Linked DNA regions of Mus musculus: region 2 is linked to region 1. A link is a loop called in an ENCODE intact Hi-C map of the cell type or tissue named here. Cell type or tissue: left cerebral cortex. All regions are shown on one strand.

Evidence for each region. Peaks named below come from ENCODE experiments on the same cell type or tissue, not always from the same donor. Only the 100,000 strongest peaks of a DNase experiment are listed, where the experiment ranks them.
Region 2: a loop joins it to region 1, with 2.5 times the contacts of the local background. A loop is called at or near these places in 5 of 42 quality-filtered maps.

What each region holds. Positions count from the first base shown.
Region 1 is chr11:96,197,945-96,205,944 of GRCm38, reverse strand. Gm30134 (a long non-coding RNA gene) reads left to right here and starts at 2,319. Exons shown (of 3, transcript XR_001780305.1): 1 at 2,319-2,403; 2 at 4,905-6,629; 3 at 6,796-6,810. Gm11538 (predicted gene 11538) reads right to left here and starts at 2,491. Exons shown (of 2, transcript NR_108029.1): 1 at 2,245-2,491; 2 at 465-2,162. In left cerebral cortex, a CTCF peak has its summit at 7,192; no DNase peak of the experiment used is centred here.
Region 2 is chr11:96,338,924-96,346,923 of GRCm38, reverse strand. It overlaps Hoxb3 (homeobox B3), which reads right to left. Exons shown (of 4, transcript NM_001079869.1): 2 at 5,773-5,860; 3 at 2,228-2,824; 4 at 1-1,378. The coding sequence starts at 2,675. The coding sequence ends at 525. Hoxb3os (homeobox B3 and homeobox B2, opposite strand) reads left to right here. Exons shown (of 4, transcript NR_155303.1): 3 at 35-97; 4 at 3,699-3,890. Among named protein-coding and RNA genes, the nearest start is that of Hoxb2, 8.7 kb to the left of the region's middle. In left cerebral cortex, no CTCF peak of the experiment used is centred here; DNase peaks (open chromatin) are centred at 4,097, 4,277 and 4,667.

The DNA of each region.
Region 1 (8,000 bases):
GACACATACCTGCCACTGTGATCAAATCGTGGAGCATCTTCATGGAACGTTTGAGAAAGCTTCCGTTTGCGGTCTCCTGGTCCGAGCTGAAACTTTGTAACCTAATAAGTTCAAAGCATTCTGTTCCAGTGGGATGCAACTCGCATCTTCCCACCAAATGTACTAAGAGAACACTTTTTTTTTTATGAATTAATTGTAAAATTCTAAGATCCGGGTGGGAACTGGTCAACATAGAAAGCGCCAGGCCAGCAGAGTGGAAAGATCTCAAACAGAAGAAAAAAAAAAAAAAAGGAAACAACCCAAATGCCCAACAACTGAACTTTAAGTTGTATTTTGGGGGGAATAAAACTAAGGGCCTTGAGCGTGCTAGGGAGCACTCTATCTCTGAGTTAGATCCCCTAGAGATTTTTTTTTTTTTTTTTTTTGCTGGCACCTCTAGAGAATTAAGTATTGCAAAATTATTAGAGCCAGGATTTTGAAACATGTTTAGTGACACTGGGAAACGTTCCTAATTTAAAACTGAATTTAAAACTCAACATACACATACACACAATTATTTAAAAAAATCGATTTTGAAATACACTTGTACACAGAATAAAGAACAAGCAACAAAACACATCAGAGATTAAACCTTTGAAAACTTTGATGGCGGGTTCTGCGATGGAAGTTTATGGGATGGCAGCTTGTGAGATGGCAGCTTATGGTATGGACTTTGTTTTCTTTGTAGTATTTTAATACTTTGGAAAGTATTGTTATGTATTGGAAGTACTTTGTAGAAGTAAAGTCAAATATCAGAAAATACTTGACTGTACGAATATGTTGCTCTGTCAATCAAGAGGAAGAAAAGGCAGTTTTGGAGAACAGGCTGGACCTAAATGACCACTAGAGAAATGGATTCCTTAAAACCTGACAACTCTTTTCTTAATATCACAAATTTTAAAAGTACTAATTAGAAACTGCAATCACCTGGGATGCTGGGATGCCGCTTATGGCCCAAGAAAGGCACGTTTTAAAGCAAGCTTGGATGCACAGCACTGAGAGTCAGAACCCAGGCACTGGAGATCAAAAACTAGCTAGTAATAGAGGCTCCAAATTTAAATCACTGGCAGACAGAAGGAACGCGGGGATGTTTTGTAAGAATTTTCCAATCCCGGTTTTCTATTTGTGTGATGGTGGGTGGATGGGAACTAGAGAATATGTCTTTATTTTTATTTCTGTATTTTGACTCTCCCCCATTAAGAACGTTGTGGAATTTACTTCATTGTGTGTAATCCGAACCTTCAGGGGAAGCATTTTGGTCCCCTTTTCCCTCTAAGTCAGTTTCCGCAGAAATATTTGTGCCCAATACTGTAAACGCTTAACTTTGATCAAAATGCAGCACCCAACAAACACAGAACCAGGCGAGTGCCTAGTTTAAGACACTTTTAAATGTTTTTCCCCCAATTGAACCACTTTGTTTCTCCTCAAATTGTGTCTCCTTCACAGCACGCGACGCCGGTGGTTGAGAACGGAGCAACAAATTGAAATTAAAAAGCTTTCTTGAACGCTTCCCCCTCCTCCAACACAATGTCACAATTAGGAGCTACCCCCTCTTGGAATCAAACTACTGCCCTAATTTCTTCGAAAAGATAAAGGACGAAAAGTGAACTTGACCCGAGAGTCTCCCCACCTCCCCAACTCCCAAGGTCAAGACAAAGGGAGAGGGAATGGCTGAATTCTTTCCTGGGCCTGGAGGGCAGAAGATGAAAATACCCAGTTCTTTATTCCAAACAGTCTTCGGTAGGAACTGGGAGACAGAGCATCCATGACATTATCCTGATAATTCACTCGGCCACTTCCCTTTTGCCACTGTGAATCTGCCTCCTGGCAATTTTCTCCGGCCATAAATGGAAGGGCCGGAAACTTTGCAGGAGTTGACCAGATCTGGAGTCTCCTTAACCTTCCTCCCGGGGTTTGTGGAGGTGCTCCTGGAAGAGACTCCTGGGCCGGATCCCACCCGGGCAGAATCCCATTCTTCTCACCTCAGGCCCCCAGGCTAGCCGGGCTCTCCCTGACCGCAGCTCGCCCGGGGCCACCTTCTACCCGGCATTCTACAGCCAGCAAACACTCCCACATCCCGCCGTGGACATCCGCTCTCCTCAGGCTTCCAGGATCGGGAATTCCTAAAACAAAAATGATCACAACCAAACAAAACAACCACAGTTCAGTGGTTGTTTTCAGTACCCGCTTCTACGGCCCTCTCACCAGTCACGGGCCTCGGCTCTCAGCAGATCTCTGGGAAAGACGCACTTCGCCCGGGTTCCCCGGCTGCAGTGGCCGAGGTTCCTCTGCGGGAGACGGGAGACGCCCCGTTGCCCGAGCTTCTGCACCCTCGTCCTGAGACAAAGATCGAGCACATGCGAGGTTTGGTGGTCGCTCTGCGGGCAGGGGGACCTTCCGGGCTGCAACAAGGGTAGTGAGGACCGAGCAGCAGGGTGACCCGCCTCTGATTGAGCGCTAGCTGGAGCTGTTAATCCTTTGTTATTTATGCACGTGTTTATCTTGATGGCGAGAAAAGATACTAGGGGGCTGACTGCTTAACCCAAGGTAAACTCCGGGGAATGGAGAGTGCGCGAGAACGAAAACGCTAGTCACGCGGAGCCTAAGGCATCGGCCTCATTTGCTCTAAGGCCTCAACGACGGGTTTTGGGTTTTTTTGTTTTTTGTTTTGTTTTGGTTTTGTTTTTGTTTTTTACACTCCGACCCTGTTCGTTCTCCCAGAAGACAAGGACCTTTAATAAAGTAACGCCTGATTTAGAAAGGCCAGGTCTCTGGCGCTCCAGGTCCTTCCAGAGCCCCCTCTGCCCCTTTCCCCTCCACCCACTTCTCACACTCCCGAAGGGCTAAAGGAACGTTTACAACCTGACTCAAGTTCAATGACAAAACCTTGCTTGGAGGGGGAGGGGGAGCGAACTTCACCCATTGAACCAAACAAAGGCTGGCGCTTGTCTCTGACAGGGAGTTGGGTGTGTGTGTGTGTGTGTGTGTGTGTGTGTGTGTGTGGTGCCTGCCTGAGTGGAGGAGCGGTGGTCAGAGTCTGGAAGGGCCACAGTGTCAGGTTCTGCCCTGTTTTCCAGGCCCCTGTGAGATACACCCCTCCTCCCTACCTCCATCCAGAGAGGGAAGTTCACGCAAGTCTCTCGCTGGGTCCTATAGTTTCCTACTTCCTCTCCTGTGTTTTCCGCGCGTATTTTCTTCAGTTTTCGATATTCTGAACATCTTTCCAGTTCCTCCTGGAACAGGGCTTCTACGGGAGAAACCTCTCCAGGTGGCAGCCTGTGTGCCTCCCTCCTGTTTCTCCATTTGTCCTGACTGTAATAGTTGGTAAATATGTCCCTCTACCTCACAGGACAGAAAACATAAAATGGAGTCCTCAGCGCGGGGAGGGGAGCAGTGAGGCAGTAAGACCTAAGAGCTGACAGGGAATCTAATCAAAATTAGGGGCAGGCATTGTGTCCCCCCAGGTCTCTTCTGCCTTCCACCTCCAGTGGAAACTGGCATGCACGAGGTGCTTGAAGTGAAAACTGAGTTGAACTAAATGATCACATGCGTTTTTTTTTTTGTTTTTTTTTTTGTTTTTTTTTTTTTTTGGTTTTTCCGAGACAGGGTTTCTCTGTGTAGCCCTGGCTGTCCTGGAACTCATTTTGTAGACCAGGCTGGCCTCGAACTCAGAAATCCGCCTGCCTCTGCCTCCCGAGTGCTGGGATCACATGCGTTTTATTTACCCTGTTTTCACACTCAGACAAATCTACCCAGTCCCCAGTGAGGCAAGGGCTAGAGTGTTTGTAAAGCACCTGCCCTCTGTGATCTAAATAGAGAGTTCCAGAAGGAAGCAGGTGTTTGTCACTGCCTAGGAAGAAGTTTGTTAGAGGGTGGGAAAGACTGGCTTCCTGGTCTGTCTTCTGGTAAAGACCTGGAACTCAGAAATTAAGAGAAGTCCCCTTTTGGGACCAAGATTCTACCATTTTGACACAAATAAAGTGAGTGGCACTATTGTCTCCATTTCTTTACTAAGTAATGAGTTCAGGGTGGGGGACAATAGCCCTGAGGGACACTAGAAAAGGTGCCAGTTTGGGGGAAATTGGGTATTTGCTAAATGTCTGCAGCTGAACTTACCCACCCAAACTTCAAGTTAGCAAGTTAGTACTCTCAGGAGGTGACCTATCCCATGATGCTTCATGATGCTCCTGTACAGAAAGGGTTCAACACTGCTGTGTTGGGACCCCTTCCAGTGTCTCCTCGGAAGCTACCACAGGAACTTCTGAGAAGGCATTGAGGAGAGGAAGGGAGCCAGAGGCCCTGAGGGGAGCTGCGACACTCTGCCCTGGCATTGTGTTAATTTCCTGTCTGCTAGTAAATCATTATCCTTGTTGGATCTTGTCTAGCTTTCAACACAGGTACAAAACGTTTTAAATAAAAATGAGAACATTAACAATATTTATTATTTTTTTTCTTGCCAAGATTCCATCTGGTCAAAGACAAACTTAAAGCCACATGCCCAAGGTACCCAGGGTACCAGCAAGCCTCTCCCTAGCCCAAACCAAAAATGTCCCGCATACTTCGAAGCATTTTCTTTGTCATTTTTGACCCGAACGACATCCCTTCAAAGGCCATCAAGATGCCCCTGACAGTTGCCTCTGAGAGAACCTTTGAGGCCTTTCCTCTTATTGCAGAGACTTCCAGTGTCCCTCAGTGCTTGAGCGACATTCCTTCAAGGGCTTCTAGAGGCAGATCCCAAGTTGATACATAAGAAACGCTCGGTTACAGAAAACTGTATGTTAGTTTACAGTTTAAAAGAGAAACTCTTGCAAGCAGTAAACCAAACAAAGAGGATAGGATAAATAACACTCTTGATTGGTCTGCAGAGGTGGAGATGGGGACCCAGTTGCTTCTAGACCCTGAATTCTTCAAACATCTGCCCAAAGATTTCAGCCTGCTCTTGAGATTCCCACAGCTAGAAGAGGAACCCAAGAACCTAACTCTGGGGTGAGGCAGAATCCCTGGCCCACCATTTCTGAGGCTAGAGAGAAGGCTGAAGAATCTACTCTGCTCCTAGGGTAGGGGATATTTGGAGCAGCGGCTCCCATAAGGTCTCTGGGTAGTAGTAAATGCAACCACCAGCCCCAGCTTTCTCAAAGGCCAGAGATGTGCGTTTTACCCTTCTACCCCGCCCCATATTCCCCCTCTCTCCCCATAAAGAATTTAGCATTTAGTAGAGTGGGGGAGGGGGAGGGGAGACCACCAGCCTGGATCTTCAAGTTCAATGGCAAAGTCCCTGACCCCCACAGACTGGGTGCCCACAGTCGTTGCTTTCCTCTTCCCATAATTCTGGGGGCTACTGCATTCCTTTGCTGCCTCTCCTGTTTCAGGGGGCAATTAGGGGAGGCTAAGGGTAATGGTGGCATTCTTTCTTTCACAGTCTCGGACCACTCCGTGCCCTTCCCCCACCCCCCACAACTAGTAGTCGTGAAAGGAAGGCAGGCTGGCATCTGTTCCCCCATTGGATGTTTTGAATCTCTCTTCCAGCCCCAACCAGAGCCGGGAGGAGGGACGGTGCCCCGCGCTTGGGCAGGAGGAGGTGGGCGGCTCCTGAGTTTCCCCTACGTCTGCCCCGACAGAGAGTGTTCAGGTGGGTGAGCTTGTGGTATAAATGCCTTTCAAAAACCACTGAAACCTCTTCCCTTCGTCTTTTCCACCACAGCCGCCTGGGCGCTTTATGGCAGTCGACGGTAACGAGTTCATTTATTTAATTCGAGATTGTACTCTGGGGTTTCTATTAGATGGGACTGGGGTAGGGATGGGGCGCGGTTTCCCCGAAAGAAACCTAATTAAAGTGCAGCGCTTAGAAACTTGAATGGGGGTGGGGTGGGGGAAGCTGGGAACCCTCTCTGTGTTGGGGGGAGGGGAACCGGCAACCCTTCCGAGCTGGAGGAGGAGCCTGCATGCTAGAGCTGTCTTTAAGCAATCCCCAGTAATAGAATGCTCAGGAGAGGTAAAACACATTTTCATTACGCTGCAAACCTACCAGCGTTCTCCTACCTCCCCAACCCCCGGAAGTGTTTGCCTGCATTAGTAAAAGGCCGGAACTTGAAAGCCTGGGGGTCACCCTTCGCTTTGCTGTGGCTGGGACCTAGATTCAAAAGAGCTTCCGGAAGCCCTGTCCACACACTTGCCACAATCCACTCATTGGACCTCTAGAGGCCTAATACAGTCCACCTGCTTAGTCGTTAAGAGTGATATTGGCACTAGGGTGTAGACACCCTACAAAGGGTGTCTTTGTTTTTTGTTTTTTTTGTTTTTTGTTTTTTAAAATGGTACATTGGAATCCAGTTTCGTTACTCTGAGCTGGAGGAACTGAAATGGGTCGGAGGGAAGGGGAGGGTATACAGAACGGCTCAGAGTAAAATTATACCTTATTAATGAAAAAGGTATTCCCCAATTATTTTCCGGAATAGATGCGTGTCCCAGGAATTGTTTATCCTTTGATAGTATTGTCTGAAGTTGTCACAGATTTTTCTCGGTTGTTTTAAGAAAGAAAGGAAGGAAGGAAGATCTTCAGGTATCTCTTACTGAAAAGAAAATCGCAGCAGGTGAGTCAGGGTAGTCACGGGCATTTTGTTGTATTTTACACATAAAGAAGTGAGCAGTGTCGAGGTGGTTGGGTCGGTGGTGGCTTCGCAAAATGCGATTGGGAAAAAGAGTTCCCTAAAATTGCTTAAAATGAAATTAAAAAAAAAAAAAACTTGCTTCGTTTAGGTTCCATACAAATAAGAAAGGAAATAAAAAGTAGAAAACCCGCCGTGCGTGGTTCTGCGTAGGAAGATTAATTTATTATCCCGGTGGAACCAAGAGATGGATAGAAGGCAGCGGGCACCTGAGGCCTTGATCTCCAGCCCTTCCTGCCCTCCTCCGGGGCTTATCCGAGGCTAGACTGATACATCTGCTGGAATTCCTGGCGCCTTCGAGTCCTGGAGCTTTCATATTCCCAGAACCCTCGGAACCTGAAGGCCAGGAGGTCCCAGGCTGCAGCAAGCTCGAAGCTGGGGGGGGGGTGGGGGGGGTGGGGGGGTGGAAGTAATGGATGCAAGCCTTGGGCGGCGGGCTGGTTTCCTGAAATGGCAAATGTCTACCGGAAGGGGGAGCGCTTGTCTTCTTAATAGTTCAAAATGTTGGTGGCAGAATAAATCTCTAAGACCCCCCAAATCTTTTTGTCTGTTCTGAAATTAGTACCAACGAAAAGTAGAGGAACCATAGAATTTTAAGCCCTTTAGAGTAGACTGGTAAATGTAGAGCCTGGGTGTCCAGAACTTTCACCTGCCCAGGCCTCTCTCTACTTGGGCCCTCTGTTCATTGAGATGGCACAGTGCATCTTGTGGCTTCTTGCCTAAGTGGGGAGCACACTTCACAGTGCACCTACTCACTTACCTCACAGGCTCCCCACATTCCTGTCTATGCTGAGGCCTCACACAAACCTCAGGTCTGGGATGCTAGGGACCAAAGAGTAAGAACCTCTCCTTTCAAAAGCTACCCCAAAGTGGCTTGGAATGAGGAACGCGGGAAGCAGAGATTGATCTCCCAAGCAGGGTTCAGGACCCTGGGGCCTTGGGGGCTTAGGCTGGACCACGGGTGTGTGGGGGGGCGGGATGATAGAAATTTCCAAGCTCATCGGATCTCTGTCAGGATCTGTCTGGGTCTCTGAGGGGCACACACATCCTGTGTCCCAGGAAGTGGAGGTGATGTCCCTCTCCTTCCTTTTCCCCAGACTTGGCTTTTATAAATTAATAATAATAACAAGACATGGTTTCATCCATAGTTCAGATTGGCCTGAACTTCATGGTGTAGCCCCTCTGGCCTCAACTTAAACTTGCTGCAATTTTCCTACCTCAGTATCCCAAGACTGAACTTAGAGGCCTGTATCACCACACCTAATTCCTGGCTCCTTTTTGGTAAACATATCTAGA
Region 2 (8,000 bases), 140 kb before region 1:
CTTCGATTTAAATGTATTTTCTTATTTTTCACAGGGAGACTGAAAGGGAGAACAAAAAAAATCAAGATTTTGGGGAAATTACCCACAGAGATGCAAGGTAAGTTGATTGCTTGCTGATAGCCAAGCCATTAAGTGTTGAATGTGCTTCTCTGCCCTGCTTGCCTGTCTTGGCTCCCTCTACCCGACTCCACGTCACCTCTCCAATCTGAAATTCCCACTTGGTAGTGCTGGAACCCTGGGAACCCTGGGATTGATGTGGTCCCGTCTCCAACCTGCTGTGGATTCCTTTCCAAGGGTTGTTGGCAGACAGATGGAACCAGGCATGGAGGACTTAAAAGACAGCCCCTGGGGGCGGGGAGGGGGCCTGGGAGCTGGGAAGGCACCCCAGGCCTGTTCTGTTTCTGGAAACCTGGCGACAACCCCATCCCACACCTCTTTCAGGACTCTAAACCGCGCCCATCCCCCAAGTCCGCCGTCTCCCTGGCCCTTAACCTCACCCCTCCCTCCCCAGCCCGCCCCTCCCATCACAGGTGTGTCAGTTTGGGCGCTTCTTGGATTCTACCCTGAGGCGGTGCGTGGTGAGAGGAGAGGTCTGTGTACGTGGGGTGAGGGTCACAGGGTCCATGATGCTGGTTGGGGCCCATAGGGGCCGCCCCGTTGTAGTCCAGGTTCCCCGAGGGGTGGTGGGAAAGGTGATTGAGGCCGTAGAGGGAGGGGCCGGCAGGGGGCGGCAGCGGATCCGCGTAGCCACCCCCGCCCACATACACCGGACTGCCCTGCATGGTGGGCGTCCCGTAGGCGCCCCCGTTAGCTTGGAGGACGTGGGGCTCATACTCCGACGCCGGGGTCGGGGGGTACTTCTGTGGGGCGCCGCAACCCTTAAGAGGGGGCTGGTAGTTGGAAGGCAGCGCGTAGGCATTCTGGTGGCCTTTGCCGAAAGCTGGTGGGGACGGGCTGTCGTAGCTGGGGGTCATGGAGTGTAAGGCGTTCATGAAGCCGGCCGTGGACTGCATGGGCTGCGGGGGGCTTCCGGCCGGAGAGGGACCCCCAGAGGACGAGGCCAGCCCCTTGGCCTTCTGGTCTTTCTTGTACTTCATGCGACGGTTCTGGAACCAGATCTTGATCTGGCGCTCGCTGAGGTTCAGCAGATTGGCCATCTCGACCCGGCGCGGCCGGCACAAATAACGGTTGAAGTGGAACTCCTTCTCCAGCTCCACCAGCTGCGCGCTTGTGTACGCCGTGCGCGCCCGCTTGGACGCGGCCGACCCCGGGGGGCTCTTGTCCCCTCCCCCGCCGCCGCCGCCGCCCCCGCCGCTGCTGCCGCCGCCACCGCCGCCGCCGCCGCCACCACCGCCGCCGCCACCACCACAACCTTCTGCTGGACCCGAGGGGGGAGGGGTGGGAAGGGGAGAAAATGAAATAAAAGATAATTACTGAACACGCCGAAATTGAATGCATCGTTTCTTAATAAATCCAGGCCTGGACTCGGAGGCCCCGCTGCCCTCCCCTTCGCGTCCCCACCTCCTCTACACCACCACCCCCCCCCTTCCTACCTCCCGTCGCATTAGCGGACACTCTATAATAGTGGCATTTATTAAGAGACCTGTTCTCCTTTCACGGCCCCAGCTTATGAAAATTTGATCATGTCAAACAGACAGAGCTGCGTGGCCATTTATTTAGGGCTAGGATTTTGCGTGTGCGCGCACCCTCCCCGTATATCCAAATCCAAGTCTGAGGTGATTCCTCCCTTCTGTCCGCCCTCTTTACAAGACAAGTGACTGAGAACACCTTGGGAGGGGGGCGGGGGGGGGGAGACTGGACACTGGTGGGCAGGGCCTGGATGTGTGGCACATAGAGGCTCGGGTGGCTGCAGGCCGGGACCCCAGGCTGCCTGAGCGATGGTGATTAATACCTACAATAATCATACTTAATAATAATCTATCCTTGATGACTCTGTGCCTCCAGGCGGTGCGGCCTTGGGAAGGGCTGTAAAGCCAACCATCCCACCTCCTGGAAACTCTTGGAAGCCCAGATGGAGGATGGTTGGATGGACTGGGTGTTGGTCAGGTCAGAGGTCATCAGGTAGTGAGAGGTAGCTAAAAAGCACTAGGCAGCCATCTAATATTGTCTCCAGGCCGCCTTGTGGGCGCCTTGGGGTCGGATGCTATAATAACAGTGAAATTCCTGGGTTGGACAAAAGCTGACTAGGAAGGCAGAGAGCTGGTACCTGTGCCGGGGGAGCTGTTTTTCAGCTTGGACGTTTGCCTCGACTCTTTCATCCAGGGGAATATCTGTTTGGTGAGGGTGGAGTTGGAGCCGGCACCGCACTTGGGGGGGCCGCTTTTGCTGGGCCCACCCCCGTTATTGCTGTTGCTAGTGGTACTGGTAGGTGCGGCGCTGGGTGGGGGTGAGCCCGGAGGTGCGGGCAGGGGCTCTGGGGCCAGGCCTGGCCTCATGCAGCTGCCATTGAGCTCCTTGCTCTTGGCATGTGGGGCGGCGTTGCCCAGGGACTGCAGAGAACACGCTGAGCGCTGGTAGTCACCCTCCAGGTGCGTGGCGGCCTGAAAGGGGGGCTGGGGAGGCCCGTCGTAGCCGAAACCATTGCTGCCAGGGTACGAGGAGTAGCCTCCGAAGAGCGCAGCTGCGGTGTTGTCGTAGTAGGTGGCTTTCTGCATCGCTGGGCGAGGCCCGGGCAGTGGGTGGCAACTTGCAAGGGCCTGATACCCTCACGACCGGACATTGGCACCCCTGGGGGTCACGTGACACGCCGGACCCCCCTCCCCTTTCTGCCCCCCTCCTCTCGGGTCTGTTCCAAGCGGCTGACCTGCGGGGCGAGAGAAGAGACAGAGGGGAGAAGAGGACTGGGCCTCGAATCCATCTTAGGAACTAAAAAGGGAACTGACATCAATAGTTTTTTTTTTTTCTTCTTCTCCCCTCGCCAGTATCTCTGCAGCAGACGCTGAGACCAAGTATCTAACCTGACTTGGATGCTTCACACTTCAACTTTAATTTTAACGGGAAAAAGAAAACATCCATTTTCATTTCCATTTTTTTTTAAAACAAAATCAAGACTGTACTCCTTCGAGGACCGCTTAGGAATAGAACACCACTGCTTCGTGGACCATTGCCCCTCTCTCTGGCACCCCGAAATAACCAACCCCTGGCCTCTTCTACAATTTTTCCTTAACCTCCCCCACCCCCGCAACTCCCCAACCCTGGGATGGGGCAATCCCAGGGAGAGGGCACTATTAGACTCTAAAGTAGAAGCATCCCAGAGGTCCTCCTTCCCTTAGGGAGGCCTCTCTGCTTCCAGTCTTTCTTCCTTCCATATCTTTCCACCTAAGCAAAGTCTAGCCTGGAACTTGCAGATCTTAGACCCAAGCCAGAATGAAAAGCAAATTCATCTGGGACTCTTCCCTCCAAGATCATAGCAGCCTAAGGCAGAAAACTCCTGAAGATTTTTAACCCCAGAGGCAGTGGAACCAAGTTCCATCCATCTATGTCCCATCTGAAGGTACCATCACCTCCAGTCTTGACTCAGGCAGGCCTGGGACCTAGCAGCCAGAGGCCCCTGTGGAGCGTCCAAATGGACCATGCTTGTTTAGATTTCCCAGGCAAGACCAGTTGGTGCTATGACCATTTGGCTTGGGTTTTCCCCACCCCCAATCCATAACAATCTGTTTTCTTTTATTTCTCAGGGAAAAAGAAAAAGGAAAAGGAAAAACTGTGCATCTGCTGGAATCTCTTTTCTACTGAGATGGGGGAAATTATCCAGGATGAGAAAGACTCACAAAACAATTTGAACACTATTCTTCTCTGGATTCAAAGGGGAGGCTGTTTACTGAGGTTCCCAACAGCAAAAAATAAAATAAAATAAAATTATGGTCACTATTCTAACACAGTCTTTTTAAAGTGCACCCGAAAAATAAAGCTGGACCGTGTCAGGAGGTTTTGTATTTGTTCTGAGATTTCTGACTCTTTCTCTGTCCTCTCCAGTCCTCTTATGGGTACTTCCCTAAAACCTCCAGTCTGATCCTCTCTGTGTCATGTGCTTTGAGCAAAACTTAAACTATCATTCAGCCCAGCTGGTCAACTCCAAAGAAAACGTGGTAAAAATAAAATGCAAAAAAAACTTCAGGTGGGGTGAACCCCTCCCACACGCAAACGCTGCCCTTATGACACAGATCCCTGTACTTAAAGGGGAGATGATGTAGCCCTGAGTTCCAATTGGTTTCTGGGAAATTTTTGTTTCTGGAAATACACACGGGTGTGCAAAAGCAGCAGGTCCTTCCAGGGAGGACTGGAGTTCAATTGACCAGGCTGACCCAATCCCTTTATTATTATTACCATTAGCCTCTGATGATTTAACCAAAATTAGCTTCGGAGCAGCCCTGGCTGAAAGGGAGAATTAATTAACCGACATCAGTTGAGTTTGTTATTAATAGATAGAGAAGAGAATGAAATAAAAACCTTGGAGGGGGTTAGCTGGCTGATCCCTGGCTTTATTTAGTCTAAATGATTGTTACAGCAATAATGATGATAGTGATAACAACAACAACAACAACAACAACAACAACAAATAAAAGCCCAGCATTTGACTAGACGCCTGGGGCCGAAATTTCTGTCGCTCCCCCAGCAATAAGCCCGAAACGAAACCATCGCAGGACAGAGGCCAGGCGAGTGTGGGAAGCGAAGGAGCCAGAGACGTGATAGGAAAGAATGGAGACTCCTCTGGCGGTGAGACAAGGCCAGGAAGGTTTGTGGATTCGGAGAGCCTCCAGCTGCCGCTGCTGGCGGACTGTCTGCGGCGGCGGTGGCCGGCCGGCGAGGAGTTACCGACCTCCTGCTCAGGCTCAAGGAGGCGAGGAGAAACTGATCGGGACGCCGAACTGGTTAGCGGCGGCAGGTTCCAAGCTCACCAGGCCGGGCCGGGGCCGAGCTCCACGGCAGCAAGTTTGGCGCAGGAGGTAACCGAATTAAAAGGCGCCTTAGCAACTCTGCTCCGGGACTTTGCCTAACAGGGCTCCAGGCTGGAGGGCGCAGAGGCCTGGCTCAATGGGACAGTGAGGAACCCGAAGGTGCCCTGAGGATCTGAAATCTGGGATCCAGAAGAGGGGGTGGGGAGCAGCTCTACCCAGCCAAACAAGTCTATTTCCCTTGCCTCCATGTTGGAAAAATTCAGGCTCCATACGGCTTCTCGGAAGGGTGGGATGGAGACAGTGGCTCTGGGCTTACCCTCTGGGTCTCGCTAGAGAAGGGAGGCAAGCCCCCCTCCAGAACCCCACCTTTCCAGGCACACTCCTGAGAGAGCCGAAAAGGGTAACAATAGCTGGAGAAACCCCAGGAGAGAGGATAGGCCATCTTCCAAGACTTTAAAAAAAATAACGAAAGGAAGAAAAAAAATAAAAGGATAAGAAAGGGAAAGAGGAAGATTTGGCTCTTCTTAGCAAACGGGGGAGAGGGGATTCAGCCCTGGATCTGGCTGCTAGCAGAGAAGAGAGAGGAAAAGGAGAAAAGCGGAAAGGGAGAGAGAGAGAGGGAGGGAGGGAGGGAGGGGGAGAGAGAGAGGGAGAGAGGGAGAGAGAGAGAGAGAGAGAGAGAGAGAGAGAGAGAGAGAGAGAGAGAGAGAGAGAGAGAGTCAGTCGCTGCGTGGAAGGAAGCTTAAAGCTTGTGAACTCTTCTTGAACCGAGATTGGAGTCATATGGGCCATAAATCATTGAGACATACTCTCCGCCATTCACAAACTGATAGCCTATTTCAGTCCAGCTTACCTTAGCCACCGACGAGGGGAGAACAGGCAGACATAATATATATTCACATCGAGCCCCAGCGCGAGCGGCAGGCGAGAAATCTCCCCTCCTTGAAGGCAAAGGAAAAAAAGACCACTGTTTAAAGCTGCGTCGCCCCCCCCCCTCCCCAAAGCCACCCCGGCTAGGGAGCCCGAGGGGCAGACCGGCCAGAGGAGCCGCGCGGCGTCCGCTTCAATTCACTCGGCTTTAGAGCGGGGGGTGCGCAGGAGGGAGGGGTAGGGGAGCGGGGGGGAGAAAATAGCAGACCGAAAGGTGCTGGGCGGCTCGGCTCGCCGAGAATCCGGCTCCGGGCTCCAGCTCGGCCAAGCCGCCACAGTGTGGTTGCCCTATAAGACTGGTACGCCCTACTCTCCGTAACAATGGCCTCTGCTTTTGCACAGGGAAAAAACCACACACACACACACACACACACACACACACACGCTCGCCCCCCCCCCCACGTCTCCCCTTTAGCCAGCATAGATGCCTGATAAGGAGGGAAGGTGATTGTGGTGATGAGAGATGGGGGGCGCCCCCCCCAAATAACAGTGTGAAGCAAAGAAAGTAGAAGGTGTTCTTGTCTTGTTTTGTTTTTTTAAACAGGAAAATTTTTTACATTGAGATGGGGAAGAAGAGAACAGCAAAATGCAAAGAAAGCTGGTGGAGTTTACATAGTGCCCCCACCGTATTCAGGACCCCCCCCCATTGGACCATTATGCTAATTCGAGAAATGGCCTCTGGAGACCTAGCCAGAAGCTGGCTTGACTGGGCCAGGGGTGCTGGGTGTCTCTCCTGCTCACTCACAGGAGGCCCACGGAGACGTCTTCTTTTTTTTTTAAGGTAGACACTCCTGGTGGTTGAGTCCCTGATCTCAGTCCCTGATTCTTCTCTCCTCCCCACCCCCTATCCCCTAGTCTCTAATGGGGGAGGGGGGACAAAGCCAGACTTTTTCACACACACACACACACACACACACACACACACACACCCCTTTTGAGAACAGACAACTAGCGGTGAGGGATGATTAAAAAACCCAGAACATCTTGCAGGGGGAGTGGGGTTGGAGAGAGGGTGACAGAAGGAAGGACCCTGTGGTTTTACCAGAGCTCCAGACAGCCGGTCAGGAGAAGGGCTCTAGGAACTTCAATGGGTCCTTTCTGTTAAGATTCTCACCTCAGGACGGGCAGAAGGGGCTAAGGGGTGAAAAGGACATTTGTATTCCGGGAGAAGATGAGAACTCCAGACCGGCTTCATTTTGAATGTACTGGCAGACAGGAGGATGACCATCACTACTCAGATCCAATCTGTCTCTCCACCATCACCACCACCACCACCACCACCACCACCGTGCTCTGCTCGGCAAGACTCATGACTCTTGGCCCAAGTGAAGGAGCTACAAAAGCTGAAAGTTTTCTTAGAGTGTGTTTGAACAGGGCAGGCAAAAGCAAGTAGGAGGCCTGTAGGAGGAAGACAGGAGCCAAGAATGTAGGTGTCTGCAAATTTGGGCCAGGGGGTGGGGAAAGAGCCATTGGCAGTAGAGGCAAGAAGACAAAAAGAGCCCAGGCCATTTCTACAGGCTGGAGTGCCTGCCTGCTGCCTAACTGCTGACTTAGGGGGATGACACAGAAGGCAGCCGGTATCTCTTTTTCTACACGGAAACTGTTTTTTTCTACACGGAAACTGGTTCTCTTAACTTTGTAAAGACAGATCCCCGCCAGGAGCCTGTGCTTTTCTGATTAGGGCACTTGTTCTTTACCTTCTCCCATCTGGATACACCAGGACAGGCATGGGACAGGAAACAAAGGTGAGAGAGCACCAGCTATTGTCTCCCTTCCAGAAAGGATGCCATGGTCTCTCATGAGCAATAGCTCTCTTACCTCCCTCCTCCCTCAAGGCTCTTCTTTAGGGGTGGTAAAGGGTCAATCAACCCTTGGCTTAGGGCCCCACTGTCTCTAAGCCCAACAAATCAGGCCAAATGGGCTGGAGCAACTGCTTTCTCTGGGGCCCTGTTATACAGAAGGAACCTGTGGTCTTTCTCTACCCTTCAGCAACAGGAGTCACATGCAGAGCCCTAGATGGGATACCTGGGATCCTACTGCCTCCCCAGAGCTGGTGGCTTGAGGAAGGTGGGAGTTGAGAGGGTAAGTAGAGAAAGCAAGCCGGAGTCAATTTGCTGTGTTTATTAGTAGTATCAAGAAAAATATTAATGA